Linked DNA regions of Homo sapiens: regions 1, 2, 3 and 4 are each linked to region 5. The links are chromatin contacts, found by Hi-C or POLR2A ChIA-PET in ENCODE. All regions are on one chromosome and are shown on one strand. Each heading gives the region's core, a stretch centred on a gene start or an enhancer-like site at or near the end of the contact. The rest is flanking DNA. Distances are from core to core; before and after follow the strand shown.

Region 1 (2,700 bases), core at 97-2,596, 3.3 Mb after region 5:
CTGGCTAACACGGTGAAACCCTGTCTCTACTAAAAATACAAAAATTAGCCGGGCGTGGTGGTGGGCACCTGTAATCCCAGCTACTCGGGAGGCTGAGGCAGGAGAACGGCGTGAACCCGGGAGGCGGAGCTTGCAGTGAGCCGAGATCGCGCCACTGCACTCTAGCCTGGGCGGACAGAGCGAGACTCCGTCTCAAAAAAAAAAAGGTACTTCTCAAGCAACACATTTGATATCAACAGTTTTTTCTGAGACAGTACTGACATAGAAATCCCCTCTAGTTCTTAGAACTAAATCCAAGAATCTTTGTGTTTCTCCTTCATGACTTGAAGTGGCTTCTTTTCTAATAAATTTAGTTCCGTGTCCTGAAACCAGGGTGGGTACAGCTTCTCTAAAATGGACGAAAAAATCAAGTCACATGACAGGGCCTGAAGAGGGAAATGATTTTTGCAACATAACCAAATTTAAATCCTGCTTTGGCTGTTGAAAACCAGAAGGAGAAGAGGTAAAGAAAAAGCAAACGCAAGTGGAGACAGTTTGAGTGCTGGGTTCTTCAGGTTTTCAATTTCTTTCTGCCCTGTTGGCTTTGACTTCATTCTCTTTCTTATTAGGTCTATTCAATGGAAGCAGAAATCTATGGGACACGCTGATATTAGCCAGGAAGCACCATTTGTTGAAAAATGAGGATGAGATAAAAGGGTTAGGTGCCTTTAGTTACTAAATTCCACGGTTGGCAAAAGCTATTCATCCGTCGGTGACAACCACAGCTGTCGTGGCCTCCCTACGGCCATGTTTTGTTGGACTCAGCCTTGAGATCCTGGTTTGTGACGTCCCACTCTCCATCGTATACACCTAAGCACTCTTCGATAGAACCCTGTGAGCTCCAGAACACACAAGAAAAGGCACCGAACAGAACTGTCCCAGAGCAGGCATTAGTTTTTCTTCTGCTACCTATCCAGACACTCAGACTAGGAACTCGGTGCCGTTTGCTGGGCTGTCGACACCATGGACAGCTCTTCAGGCGCCACCTGGTTGGCTCGGCGAGCCGACCGTCCCGAGCCCTTCCTCCTCTCCCGTCAGGCCCGTGGGGGCGGCGGGGTTGGTCCTGACGCCCAGCTTGGGGAGCAGCAATACGCAGCCCCCCAAGCTTTTCTCCGGAGTCCCTCCCCGGCGCTCACGCTCTGAAGAGCCCACGCAAAAGGACCAAGGAGGCCAGATCTTCCCTCTCCCTGCACCCCCGGCGGTGGGATCGCAGCTCTGCCTGGGGGCGGCCGCAGGAGGCAAAGGTAGCTGGAGACTGAGGCTGGGGCCGCCCGCGGGTGCCAGGCCCAGCCGGTCGGCGCAGAGTGGGCGTGGTCTCCCTCCTGATGCCCCGCCCCTTCCCTCGCGCGGGGCGGATCTTCCGCCCCCGGCCGCGGCGCAATGCGGAAGAGATGGGCCTGCTGGAGCGGAAGTGACGCTCCCGGCGGCTGTGGCGGCGGCTGCGGGAGAAGGAGGAGGAGGAGCCGGAGGAAGAGGTGAGCAAGCCGGCGGGGGGCGGGGAGCTGCTGCGGCCAGACCCACGGGCAGCCGGGCGGGCGGACGCCTCCAAGACCAGTCTCTGCCTCCGCAGCGTCAGCGGGAGCGGTGAGGGGCGACCGCGAGCAGCCGGGGTGCGGGAGGACGGGCGGGGTTGTGAGCAGACCACTGGTTGTGCGGGGTGCCGCGTCAGGCTGGGGGCTGTGGTGACAGCGGCTGTCAGCCCGCCCGCGGGAACGAACCGAATCCGCCTGGGCGCCGGGGTATCTCTTCTGGCGCATAAATGGAGGGTTTGGGCTGCTCGGCTCTTCCGTCTCTCCGAGAAGGAGCCGCTTTCCCGGGCAGTCGACTGCCCGGGACCCCCGAGGAGCCCCAGTCGGGTCGGTGCCCCGAGTCGTGACTCTTCCCGGGTGGCCATTCGTATTTATCGGCCCCGCCTGCCGTCCCCCCAGCCGGCGGTAGCCCGGGGCAGGAGAGGCGGCGGTAACCTGTGCCTTTTCCCTTGCCCTTCATCGCCACCCCCGGGAGAGCCTGTCGCGTGGGATAATCCTTTTCCTTCTCCTGCCCCCTAAGGAGCTTTGAACCAGCCTTGTCACCCTTCCCTCCCACCTCCGCTCCTTTCACCTCGAAGGAACTGCTTGAAGTTTCCAAATAGGTTCCCTTTCAACGTAGTGACAGATCTTGAAGCAGGAAGCTGATAAACAGCTCCGGACGAAATACGCTCAAAATTTTTCCTTTCAGTAAGCATAAATTAAACGGGAAACTCAACCAGACCGTTGATTGACTTACAGTGCTAAAACCTTGTCTTGCCTTGGTATGAGAATTGATAGCTTTTCCTCTTGCTTTTTGGTAAAATTAAGTGACGACTTATCTTTTGGAAAAAGCCATTTTCTCCCAGAGCTGTCTGTTTTTTCCCACCCCAACCCCCCATCAAAACCTGGCGGGGAGGGACTTTTGGATGCTTTGCAGTCCTTGCTGCAGAAGGAAACATCAGCTTCATTTGCTTTGCTTTGCTTGGTTTTCGCAGGGCTGCCTCCGAAGAAAGGAGAATGGCGTTCAGTAAAGGATTCCGGATCTATCACAAATTGGATCCCCCACCTTTCAGCCTCATAGTGGAAACTAGGCATAAGGAAGAATGTCTCATGTTCGAGTCTGGGGCTGTCGCTGTGCTCTGTAAGTCATCTG
Region 2 (2,700 bases), core at 152-2,651, 4.4 Mb after region 5:
AGAAAATTTTCCACCAGTTGGTAACTTCACTAAGGTTCTGGGGACAGTGTTATCACAAGCACCTTCCTTGCAACACGTTTTGTAATTTTACTGATAAAAGTTCTGAAAATATTTCTGTATATTTTACAAGAGTCGTTCAGAAGTTTGTCTCTGACCATCTTAGCAACCTGCCTACTGGCAGAGCAATTTTAAAGCCACTTTACGAAAATGTGGCTTAAGAAATGCTCCGACAACAGTTATTAAGTGCCAATTCGGTGTAATGGAAACTCCAGGTCTTCTAATTTCCAAATACGAAACTCCACCCACTGTCCTCAAACGACAGTTCTCAATCGTAGGTGCACATCAAAATCACTTTTGGAAACTTTCAAAAAACAGCAATACTCACCCTGCACTAGGACAGGTTTTGATGTAATTGGTCGGAGGTTGGGCTCTGGTGTATTTTTAGTAAGATCTTCAAATAAGCTAACTGTGCACCCAAAGTTAAGATCACTGCCCTCAAAAATCCCCAAAAGGGTCAGTTAAACCTCTGGCTCCCGGAGCTTAGGAGGAGGAAAAGGACCTCTGTTCAAGGCTACCTTCTCTGCCCTTGCAGCCCAATCATGACCTAGAACAGAGGCCAGCAAACTTCCCTGCAAAGTGTCACACAAACGGTCTCTGTTGCGTATTTTTGTTTTCCAAAGCCTTTTAAAAATATAAAAACCATTCCTAGCCTTAGAGCTGTACAAAAGCGAAGACTCCCTGACCTAGAGCGCTGAAGCCGGAAAGCGGAGAGGGATGCGAAGACACCAGGCGGGCCCAGGCGCAGTCGCCATCCCCGGGCTGGGCCTGGCACTGCGCCACTCGGTGTCCGCGGGACCCTCAGGAACGAGAACACGGCCAAGCAAGGGACGAGCACAGCCGCTCCAGGCACCACGACAGACCCGCGGCGGCGGCCCAAGGACCACAGAGGGCAGCACGCCCGCCCCCGCCCCTCCCCGGCCCGCGGCAATCCCTCCCCGCGCTCCCGCCACGCGCAGGCCCAGCCCCGCGGCGGCCTCGGTCCCACGCCCCGCGCCCGGGCCCGCCCGGTGACTCAGCACTTGGGCACCGCACCGCTGGGGGCGAAGGCACCGACCGGGCGGCACGGGCCGGGACCGGGCGCTGGACCAGGGCGGCCCCGAGGCCTGGCGGGCGACCCGCTCCTAGCAAAGGTGCGCGGGGGGACGAGCGGGTGGGAGCGGCCTCGCAAACAAGCCTCCGTCCCAGCCCTTGCCTTCTGCTCGAAATTGATGATGCCCTGCACTGGGCCGTCGCCCTTCAGCACGCACACGGCCTTCGTCGCCATAACTCGCTAGGCCACGCCGAGGTCCTGGTTCCGAGGACTGCAACGGAAACCCCAGACGCTGCAGGAGACTACGACGCAAACCAGCACCCCGTCTCCGCGACTACTTTATAGGCCAGACCTCCGCGCCTCGCCCACTCTGGCCCCAAACCAATCGCCTCGCACGCGCTCAGCCCGCCCCCTGCGGCAGCCTCGGGTCGCGAGTGGCCGGGAATGACTGGGGGCGGGGCCAAGGGGCCGCGTGCGCCGGAGACTCCCCCCGCCCCGCAGCCGGGAAACGTCCAGAACCCCGAAATGTGGAGAAAACAACCTTCTTTTCACGGGGGCGTGGCCCGCCGGTTGCAGTACGCGAAATTGGCAAAATGATGTAAACAGGGTACGCTTTGAAAATCTGAAGTCACTTTGTCTAGAAATGTCATTAGTTATGACTGAGTTTGGCCACAGCGTCTCATTTGTTACTCAGCAATTGGGACGCCCCAAGATGGATGCTTTTGTAGTTTTCATTTTTTTGTCTTGTTTTTTAGTTTTCTGAGGGTATAGAAAGTCGCTACACCTCAATCCCGGGACTTACCTTTTCTTCCCCTGCAATTTTCTTAGTCCTTAGTATAGAGTTTCTTATTTGGTTGGCAGAATTCGGTATTCTTTTTATATTTTTCCTGTTTGGCAAGGCCACAACCCTACAGATAACCAAACGGCAACTAGTTGGCTTCTAGGCATCACCTGCGTTTTTGTCTGGCCTAAAGGCCACAACACTCAAGGAGGGTAGAATGGTGAAATAATTTATGATGCCTCCATACAACAGGAATGATAAATATGACTTACCTTTCAAGGGAAATATTTCAAAAACATATTGTGAAATGAGAAAATAGTGCAAACTACTTTTGTCCGGGGCGAGGGGGTTGTTTGTTTGATTTTTGAGACAGGGTCTCGCTCTGTCACCCAGGCTGGAGTGCAGTGGCGCCATCATAGCTCACTGCAGCCTCCACCTCCTGGGTTCAAGCCATCCTCCTGCCTCAGCCTCCCAAGTACCTGGGACCACAGGCATGTGCCACCACACCTGGCTGATTTTTGTATTTTGGGTACAGATGGGGTTTTACCATGTTGCCCAGGCTGGTTTCAAACTCCTGAGCTCAAGCCAGCCATCTACCCACCTCGGCCTCCCAAAGTGCTGGGATTACAGACATGAGCCACCACGTCCAGCCTAGTACTTAATATTGAGTATGGCAAAATACTGAGACTTAATTGAAGTCCAGTGTGAAACAACAATAGAAGCTATTCCAGCCTCGTTTGGAGTACACTACTATCGATTTATTTACTTATTTATTATTTACGCTATTTAGACCCTCAGACTCTAATGCATCCTCTATCAGAGAAATACA
Region 3 (2,700 bases), core at 12-2,511, 3.7 Mb after region 5:
TAATCAGTCAGAATTAAGTCTGTATTCACTAATGAGTGTTGCCTTTTACAGATGACTTTTTGAGCATATTCCCCTCTCTTAACATTGCTGCATTAGCTCATATCTGCTAGGGGTGACACCCTCTCTCTGACCTGCCTACAACATAGACATCTCCACAGGCACAATCATCTTGTCGGGACAGAGGCTCAGCGTCAACACACGTGCTTTTTCTACTAGAAACTCTGAGACCCCAACAGGCCACAAAAGCCCACATCCTCAGATGTTCAAAACACATCTGCTTACAGAATATGAAACACAATTTTCTTAGACTAGAGGACAACCTGATGGAGAATTTCAGTAATCACCAAGTTACTTATCTAATGCGCTGGTTCATGATTTATTTGGACACATACCTAAGTATCGATGAAGTCGTATTAAAATATGTACCAGCCTGTTTTTACTTATTTTTACTTTCATTTTATTTCAGAGCATTTAATGCGGTTTACAAATCAATCACATCTTCCAAAAACACACTGTGTTGTTTTTCTCCTCAAAGCAGTTTTTCATACATTGCATCATTTTCTGTTCATAACAGTCCCAAGGACTGGATAGGGTCGGCTTTGCTGTCTCCATTTTAATGACAGGAACTTAGATGTGGAGGCCTTACGCTGTCCAGGAAGGGGTTTTACAGACGTTACTTCGTTTGGTCTTCTCCTCCCACCCTGCACGGCGCAAAGAGCCCATCAGTTTGCGGAAGTCTGGGGTGGAGGACAGTCTGGAGTGACAGGCTGCTACCAGACCAGTCGATCTGGTTCGGGCTGTGACATAAGCTAGGGGTCGAAGTCAGGGGCACCCGCACAGGCGGACCTGCCTGGCACCTAGCCAAGGCGAATCCACCTTCCCGGCCAGCCACCAGGGCCTTGAATTGGCAAAGTATCGAATCCTGTTGTGTGTGAAGCAAGCTCTTCATGCGACACCTTCAGGGCGACCTCGGGTCAAGAACTACTCATTGTGCTGCTTGGACGCGCCGGGGCCCGAGTCTTCGTGGATCGGCCAGGCCAGGAGTGAAAGGTCTGGGAGTTCTTCCGGCCAAGAGCACCCGAAGAGCCACTGGGATCAGAAATGCGCCCCGGTGGACCCCAAACCCTGCAGCCGGGGGCGGGGGGTGTCGTGGAGTGTCCGCTCGCCCCATGCCGTGACCGGGACAACCGGTACAGCAAACTCACATGGAGCCCCAAGACTCTGGATCCCCAAGACTCTGGATCCCTATCGCCCCGCCCCTTCTGCAGGCCACGCCCCTTCCGCCGGTCCCAGCCTCGCGCGGGTCGGCCCCTTCCGCCGGCCTTTCCCCGAGCCCCGCCTCTTCCGCCAGCCCCGCCTCTTCCGCCAGCCCCGCCTCTTCCTGCGCCATGTGGGCCTGAAGCGCGTGTCTGCTGTCTGTGCCAGTGCTCCTGCCGGGTCCCCTCAGGTGTGTCGTTTCCGTCGCGCTTCCGCCCTCTCGGCCATGGGGGTCCCCAAGAGGAAGGCCTCGGGCGGCCAGGACGGCGCGGCTTCCTCCGCGGGTGCAGCCAAGCGCGCCCGCAAAGAAGAGCTCACGGGCGTGCGGTTCAAGGCTCAGCTGAAGGACCCGCAGGGCCCCGGGCCAGGTGAGTCCGGGGCGGCAGGCGCAGGGTCGGGAGCACAGGCTGGCGAGGCGGCCTCCGTGTGCCGGGCACAGCCTCTCCTTTCTGCAGCTTTCGGGTCACATAGGCTCAGTGGCAAGCCTCTGGTTTGCAGAAAACTGAGGTTCAGGACTGCTGTGTACTTCCTTGCTCTGGACTGTCGGCGACAGCGAGAGGGCCCCGACTTGCTTGATTGGGACCGTTTCATGTTACAACACATTTATTTCCCTTGCCCAGGCAGCATCCCTCAGCGAGCTCTAAAACCTCTTTATTGCAGTTGTCAGGGAAGTAAATGAAGTGTCCTTCTCTATTGAGTCCTTACTGAGTCGGCTCAGGACGGTTCATGAGACAGTTTGCTACTCCTTGGGCCGTCAGCACCGTTTTCAATAGCTTCCATCCCCCAACACTCATACTGACTTGATGACTTGTAACAAGCTACTAGAAGCCACCACAGCTACTTGTCAGTTGACCAGGAATGGGCCAGTGACTGAGATGTAGCCGACTCTATAATTTAATTACACTTTTTGTAAAGTGTGACCACCCTTCGCGACTACTTGTAATCGTTTGGAAAGTAACATGGTTTGGGAAAAACGCAATTGAACGTGTTGCCATGTGGAAGCATTGCTCTAAAATAAAACAGTGGCAGTTTTTCTCCCAGGTTAAATAAACGATTAAATTAATGGCCAAAATATCTTCAACTTCCAATTTTTGTCCTCATTTTTTTTTTTAAACGACAGGGTCTTGCTCTGTTGCCCAGGCTGAAGTGCAGTGGCACTATCATAGCTCACTGCAGCCTTGAACTTCTGGGCTTAAGCTGTCCTCCCACCTCAGCCTCCCAAGTAGCTGAGATTGTAGGTGCACAACACCATGCCCAGCTATGTTTTTTTTTTTTTTTTTACTTTTTGTAGAGATGGAATCTCACTATGTTGTCCAGGCTGCCCTCGAACTCCCAGTCTCAAGCAATCTTCCCACCTTGTCTTCTCAAAGGGCTGGGAGTATAGGTATGAGCCACCACACCTGGCCTGTTTTTAAACTTTGATACCTATACCTGTACTTGCTA
Region 4 (2,700 bases), core at 48-2,547, 3.1 Mb before region 5:
TCGTCTTAATTTTATTGCTAAATGTTCAAATTTTGCTTCCAAACTCACTTTATTTTTGCAGATGTGTACATCTGCTAAGTACTAATTTTATGTAAATGATTTTGTTGATTATCTTTCCACATCTTAAAATGTTTCTAACAGCTTTGAGATTTTATCTCAACAGGCTCTCTCTGACCCCAAAGTAGTACTTACCTTCGTGACTACTGACAAAGTCACAAAATGCAGGCGATGTCATGTATTTCGGTACAACTAAATCTAGGAAACGGTTTTTTCATTGCATTACTGCATATTTTCATTTTCATTTAAATTATGTCCCCTTTTTCTCTTGCTTGAAACAGTGCTCCTCGAACTTTGTCTTCCAGCACATTTTAAAGAGAACCAATTAAAGAACAATCACACATTCTGCTTATTAAAGGCTATTTAAAAAGAAACATTTTGTATTAGAAAATGGCCAACTTTAAAACACTATTTTTTACACTCATAAAAATGTTTTTTAAATCGCCTTGACAATCATCAGCTTTTGAAATGTGAATTCCTATTGCCAGAGTAAAGGTCTCGTTTTTATACCACCACGAAGCGCTGTATTTCTTGCTGCCCTTGCGTCCGCCCGTGCCCGCTGTCTGAGGGCGCGCCTGGCTACGGGGGCCCTCAGTACCACCGCGCCGCCACCTACCTGGGCAGTCGAAATTTGGAGCGGGTGCTCAGTACACTAATGCTACCCCAGTCTCTCCTAACGCAGAAGGAAAATGGAAACGGACGATGAGGGGACGGCCCCACAGCTCCCGGACGCCACGGCCAGCGGCGCTGGCTCCGCCCCTGCACCCCTGGTTCCGCTACCGCCACGAACGGAGGCCCCGCCCTCCTCTCGCCCCCTGCCCCTCTAGCCCGCAGTCCTCCCACCTCCTGGCGCCCGCAGGGCTCAAGCTGCGAATGAAAGCCTTTGGGGGCCGGACGCGGTGGCTGAGGCCTGTAATCCAAGCACTTTGGGAGGTCTAAGGAGGACGATCGCTAGAGTCCTGGAGTTCGAGACCAGTCTGGGCAACATAGCGAGACCCCCTCCCCCAATCTGTAATTTAAAAACAAAAAAGCTGCGGGGACTGCTGGCCCAGGGCATGACAGCGCGGGCGGGCGGTGTAGAGGGCGTGGCCGCGAGCTCAGGGTGTGCCTGGGAGCGAGCCCTGTGCGGGGCGGGACGTAGCGCCCGCGCGGTGGGGGTGTGGCCGCGAGCTTGGGCTGTGCGCGGAGGGCGTGGCCTGTGCGGGGCGGGACTTATTGCCCGCGCGGTGAGGGAGCGTGGTCTCGCGCAAGCCGGCGTGCGGTCCCGCGGCGCTGCAGTTGTGTCCAGCCGGTCACGGGGCGGCTATGGCGGCCACGTTCTTCGGAGAGGTGGTGAAGGCGCCGTGCCGAGCTGGGACTGAGGACGAAGAGGAGGAGGAGGAGGGGCGGAGGGAGACGCCCGAGGACAGGGAGGTGCGTCTGCAGCTGGCGCGGAAGAGGTGAGGCACCGGGATAAGGGCAGCGCGCTCACCGCAGCTGGAAGGTGCGCGGGCCTGGCAGCCGCGACGGCGCCTAAGGCCGGGGCTCCGCGGTCTTCCGAGTGGCCCCCGCGGTTGCCGCCGCTCCTTGGCTCTGCTTGGGCCCTGGGTCTCCGTGAAGCCGCGGCGTCCAGCGGCGCCAGCCCCAGGTGTGTGTGGTTCTCGCGTGGATCTGCTGGCGTTTCGTGGAGTCCAGGGTGAAGCCGCTGTGGGAGGGCTGGGTTCAAATCCGTTCTTTAAAGGCTTTCTGGAGCGTTTCTGGAGCATTTCTGGAGGCTTGGTGTCTTGCGGACTCGTGATCTTCCCGCTTGTCACACTGTCTTGGGCCGCAGCGCTCCCGCGGGCCCCACCACGTTTGTCGTGGATTGTTCACGGACACACCAATTCCCTCGAAACTTTTTAAACCTGCACCCAACACTTCAATTAGCATGATGTGTCAGTAGCCGATGAACACGCTTTAAAAAAATTGTTTCCAAACACAAAAAAGTGGGAGAAAATAGTCAAGTGAGCCCTGACCCCTACACAACCGGGTAAATTCAACAGGAAGATTTTGCCACGTTTATTTTCTCTCCCGCCACTCCTAAGCGAATTCCAGTCATCATGGCCTTTCACCTCTACATTTTTCAGAATACATCTCAAACGTTTTAGGGATTTTCTTACATATGCTATTATCACCCCTAACAACACTAATACTAATTTTCCAGTATCATTTTGTAGTCCATGCTCACTCACGTTTACCTAGTTTTTTCAAACATGACATTTTACAGTGGTCTGCGTGAATGAGAATCCTAACAGGGTCCACAGGTTACATTTAGACGTGTCACTTCATTTAGAGCAACCTCCTCTTACCCCTCCTAAGAGACAGGACTGATTGTCTTGTCCAGTGCCCCCACACTCTGAATTTGTCTGATAGCTTCGTTGTGGTGTCACTTAACGTTTGTATCACCTGCATGTCCTGTAAAATGAATGTTCATTTGGAGGCTTGGTCAGATTCTCATTCAAAGTTTTGTCGGCAAGAATGCTTCTACTAAGTGGTGCTTTCTGTTTCTTATTGCAGGCTATCCCCAGCTGTCTCACTTTTAGGGATGCTAAGATTGGTTCTTGGGTCAGGTGGACAGCCTGATCACTATTTTAGAGTTCTCCGTAAACACGTATGCAATAGTTT
Region 5 (2,700 bases), core at 157-2,656:
AGCGCCGGTCCACTGGGCCCACTTTTCTTTCTCTATACTTTGCCTCTGTGTCTCTTTTTTTTCTCAGTCTCTCATCCCACCCGATGAGAAACACCCACAGGTGTGGAGCGGCAGGCCACCCCTTCACTATTTACATAGTATTTACATTGTATTAGATGTTATAAGTAATCTAGAGATGATTTAAAGTATATGGGAGGATGTGCATAGGTTATATGCAAATATTACACCATTGTGAAAGTTGCAGAATCAAAATGGAGTCACTTGTGTCAAAACCCTGATAAATGCAGCTGGGGAAGGCCTTGAAGGAAGGGTTCTCATGCACTACGCCTCATAACAAGAATTGTCACAAAAGACCCTAACCTTGCAGAAAGGCCCAATCTTAAACACAGAAAATCCTTCTGCAAGGACATCTGTCCAGCAACTTTGGACTGATGCTACCTTTGTTATTCATTCTTTTAGCCAAAGATAATTGATTTAAAGCAATTCATATAATCTTCATTTTCCTTTTAAAAACATCTCCTTGCCTCAACCTCCCCCAAAACGCACACAGTTTACTATGGCATGCATATTCCCATTGCAATGCTACTCCCAGATAAATCTCATTTTCTTTTAGGGAGCCTCTTTTGTTACTTAGGTTTACACCATTGTATACAAGGGACTTGAGCATTCTAATTCTGGTATCCGCAGGGTCCTGGAACCATTCCCCCACGGACACTAAGGGACAACTGTACTTGTTTTTCATGACAGAAAACATGTTTAGGAGTACTAATTTTTTTTCCCCCATAGAAGATTTCCATAGAAGGGTTTTGGAGAGAGACACCACAGGAACATGCTATCAGCATGATTTCTTCCTGATGTTATCCTTGACCACCCGGTAAGGTACTGTTTGCCAGGTTTCTCCACTGTAGTCCCCAACACCATTCCAGGCTGTACTCTTTGGAATCAAGTTACTAGGCATAGCCCATAATCAAAGTGGGGGTGGGTGGGGCAGAAATCGAGCTCCCGCTATTGGAAGAAGGGGTATTTAGATATATTATTTAGAATTTTCCTGTGAGGCGGGTCCTGGGGCCAGAATGAAACGGTGGAATGGGGGCGGGGATTGGCGAGCAAAGTGACTCGACCCGGCAAACCCAGCCTGGCAGGAAAGCCCGAGGTCTGGGCGAACAGGGCCGCGCGCCCTAGGTGGTTTAACTTCGTAAGGAAAGACTCCGCAGGCCGGCTTTTCAGTGCGCAGCTTGCTCGCCTGCGGGTTACTGGGTTTTCTGACCCCTGACTCGACGTAGGGGTTATGGGGCTGTGGGTGTGCCGACCTCGTCCCCGACTGTACTGGGCGTTGGCGGCGAGTCCGCGAACACTGCGCATGCGCGAGCCGGAAGCTGCCGCCCGCGGCGGAAGGGGCGGACCCGGGAGACTGAGGACTTGGATTGCTTAAGGACACCAGGCAGGCGCGACAGCCTTCAGCCTCTCCCTCTGCAGTTTTGGCCGGTTCCTTTAACTTGCCTTCATCTGGGGCTGTTTGGTATTTCCACGTGCCTTGGGCCCGCCCACTGCAGCCTCCATCTTGGAAGCGGCCGCCGGCGCCTAGGTGAGCTAGTAGGACTTCCGGGTCGGGCCTCCAGTTGCCCGGGTAACGGGAGCAGAGTCGGCGGGGTGCGTTCCTTAGTCTTTCATTCATCAGCGTAAAAAGAACTGAGTTTAGGTCGCAGGTCCCCTCCAGGGCAGGCATTATCGTGTGCGCTGCAGTAACCTCTCATCTTGTGGAGTCCTACACTTAGCGCATGTTGCTCCGGCGCGCTGCGTAAAGCTGAGGAGCCTGAGGCCCGAGGTCCGATGCTCGCCTGGCTGGCCTATGGCTGCGGGAGCGGTGTGTGTCGGACCGTAGGACGGCCTCACGGCTAGAGTTTGAGGACTATGGGGGCGGGGACGGTGCCTGTGTCTGTGGCGGTCACCGGGCTTCACGTGGTCCTCAGCAGGGTGATGGTGGACAGCTCGCGCGAGGGCCCGGGAGTCTTGGGGACACTTCCCGGCGCGGTCTGTGGACTGAGCGCTGGGACCCGCACCGAACCAGCCGCCGTTCGCCTCTGGAGCTGGACATGCCGACTTTCGTTAGGTCAAATAATGAACCTTATACTGCGGAAGTGCGGTATTAATATTGCCTGGAGTTCTTGTCTCTTGCTCATTTCTGCCCTCGTATGTTTTAGAAGTAGATTTATTTTTTATTTTTATTTTTTTAATTTATTTTTTGTGACAGAGTCTCGCTCTGTCGCCCAGGTTGGAGTGCAGTGGCGTGATCTCGTCTAGCTGCAGCTTCCGCCTCCTGAGATCAAGCGATTCTCCTGCCTCAGCCTCCCCAGTAGCTGGTATTACAGGTGCCTGCCACCACGCCCGGCTGATTTTTGTATTTTTAGTAGAGACGGGGTTTCACCATGTTGGCCAGGCTGGTCTTGAACTCCTGACCTCAGCCCGCCTCGGGCTCCCAAAGTGCTGGTTTTACAGGCGTGAGCCACTGTACCCAGCCATTATTTTATTTTTATTTATGTATTTATTTTTTTATTTTTTTGAGACGGAGCCTCGCTCTGTCGCCCAGGCTGGAGTGCAGTAGCGCGATCTCGGCTCACTGCAACCTCCGCCTCCCAGGTTCAAGCGATTCTCCTGCCTCAGCCTCCCAAGTAGCTGGGATTACAGGCGTGTGCCACCACG

Evidence for each region. A loop is a pair of places that touch in the nucleus more often than their neighbours do. ChIA-PET counts read pairs that join two places held with the same protein, here RNA polymerase II (POLR2A). Pooled maps may share reads with other maps.
Region 1: a map of naive thymus-derived CD4-positive, alpha-beta T cell shows a loop between it and region 5 (6-fold over the local background). The contact joins the promoter of PAXBP1-AS1 here to the promoter of SETD4 in region 5. A Hi-C loop is called at or near these places in 1 of 168 maps with a recorded cell type or tissue (naive thymus-derived CD4-positive, alpha-beta T cell), 1 of 37 single-sample maps with no recorded cell type and 8 of 50 pooled maps.
Region 2: a loop to region 5 is called in a pooled map, with 6 times the contacts of the local background. The contact joins the promoter of SOD1 here to the promoter of SETD4 in region 5. A Hi-C loop is called at or near these places in 10 of 50 pooled maps. POLR2A ChIA-PET finds 5 or more read pairs at or near these places in 2 of 52 experiments (HEK293 and naive thymus-derived CD8-positive, alpha-beta T cell).
Region 3: a map of B cell shows a loop between it and region 5 (28-fold over the local background). The contact joins the promoter of URB1-AS1 here to the promoter of SETD4 in region 5. A Hi-C loop is called at or near these places in 2 of 168 maps with a recorded cell type or tissue (B cell and CD4-positive, alpha-beta T cell) and 10 of 50 pooled maps.
Region 4: a loop to region 5 is called in a pooled map, with 6 times the contacts of the local background. The contact joins the promoter of PSMG1 here to the promoter of SETD4 in region 5. A Hi-C loop is called at or near these places in 2 of 168 maps with a recorded cell type or tissue (CD8-positive, alpha-beta T cell and naive thymus-derived CD4-positive, alpha-beta T cell), 1 of 37 single-sample maps with no recorded cell type and 9 of 50 pooled maps.

The regions. Positions count from the first base shown.
Region 1 is chr21:32,726,760-32,729,459 of GRCh38, reverse strand. PAXBP1-AS1 (PAXBP1 antisense RNA 1) reads right to left here and starts at 1,346. Exons shown (of 4, transcript NR_038879.1): 1 at 1-1,346. It overlaps SYNJ1 (synaptojanin 1), which reads left to right and starts at 1,447. Exons shown (of 33, transcript NM_203446.3): 1 at 1,447-1,514; 2 at 2,543-2,688. The coding sequence starts at 2,565. RefSeq lists enhancers at 1,240-1,740, 1,741-2,241 and a silencer at 1,276-1,775.
Region 2 is chr21:31,658,394-31,661,093 of GRCh38, reverse strand. SOD1 (superoxide dismutase 1) reads right to left here and starts at 1,401. Exons shown (of 5, transcript NM_000454.5): 1 at 1,253-1,401. The coding sequence starts at 1,324. It overlaps SOD1-DT (SOD1 divergent transcript), which reads left to right and starts at 1,070. Exons shown (of 3, transcript NR_187558.1): 1 at 1,070-1,697. RefSeq lists enhancers at 1-59, 559-758 and silencers at 919-1,198, 1,469-1,788.
Region 3 is chr21:32,391,694-32,394,393 of GRCh38, reverse strand. URB1-AS1 (URB1 antisense RNA 1 (head to head)) reads right to left here and starts at 1,261. Exons shown (of 1, transcript NR_026845.1): 1 at 434-1,261. It overlaps URB1 (URB1 ribosome biogenesis factor), which reads left to right and starts at 1,382. Exons shown (of 39, transcript NM_014825.3): 1 at 1,382-1,625. The coding sequence starts at 1,484. RefSeq lists enhancers at 780-1,029, 552-1,333, 1,180-1,474, 1,334-2,116.
Region 4 is chr21:39,182,048-39,184,747 of GRCh38, reverse strand. PSMG1 (proteasome assembly chaperone 1) reads left to right here and starts at 1,297. Exons shown (of 7, transcript NM_003720.4): 1 at 1,297-1,496. The coding sequence starts at 1,363. It also overlaps a transcript of BRWD1 not described here. RefSeq lists silencers at 1,122-1,341, 1,542-1,621.
Region 5 is chr21:36,059,232-36,061,931 of GRCh38, reverse strand. It overlaps SETD4 (SET domain containing 4), which reads left to right and starts at 1,406. Exons shown (of 12, transcript NM_017438.5): 1 at 1,406-1,585. It overlaps SETD4-AS1 (SETD4 antisense RNA 1), which reads right to left and starts at 1,328. Exons shown (of 3, transcript NR_186380.1): 1 at 1,311-1,328. RefSeq lists enhancers at 1,404-1,453, 1,484-1,633.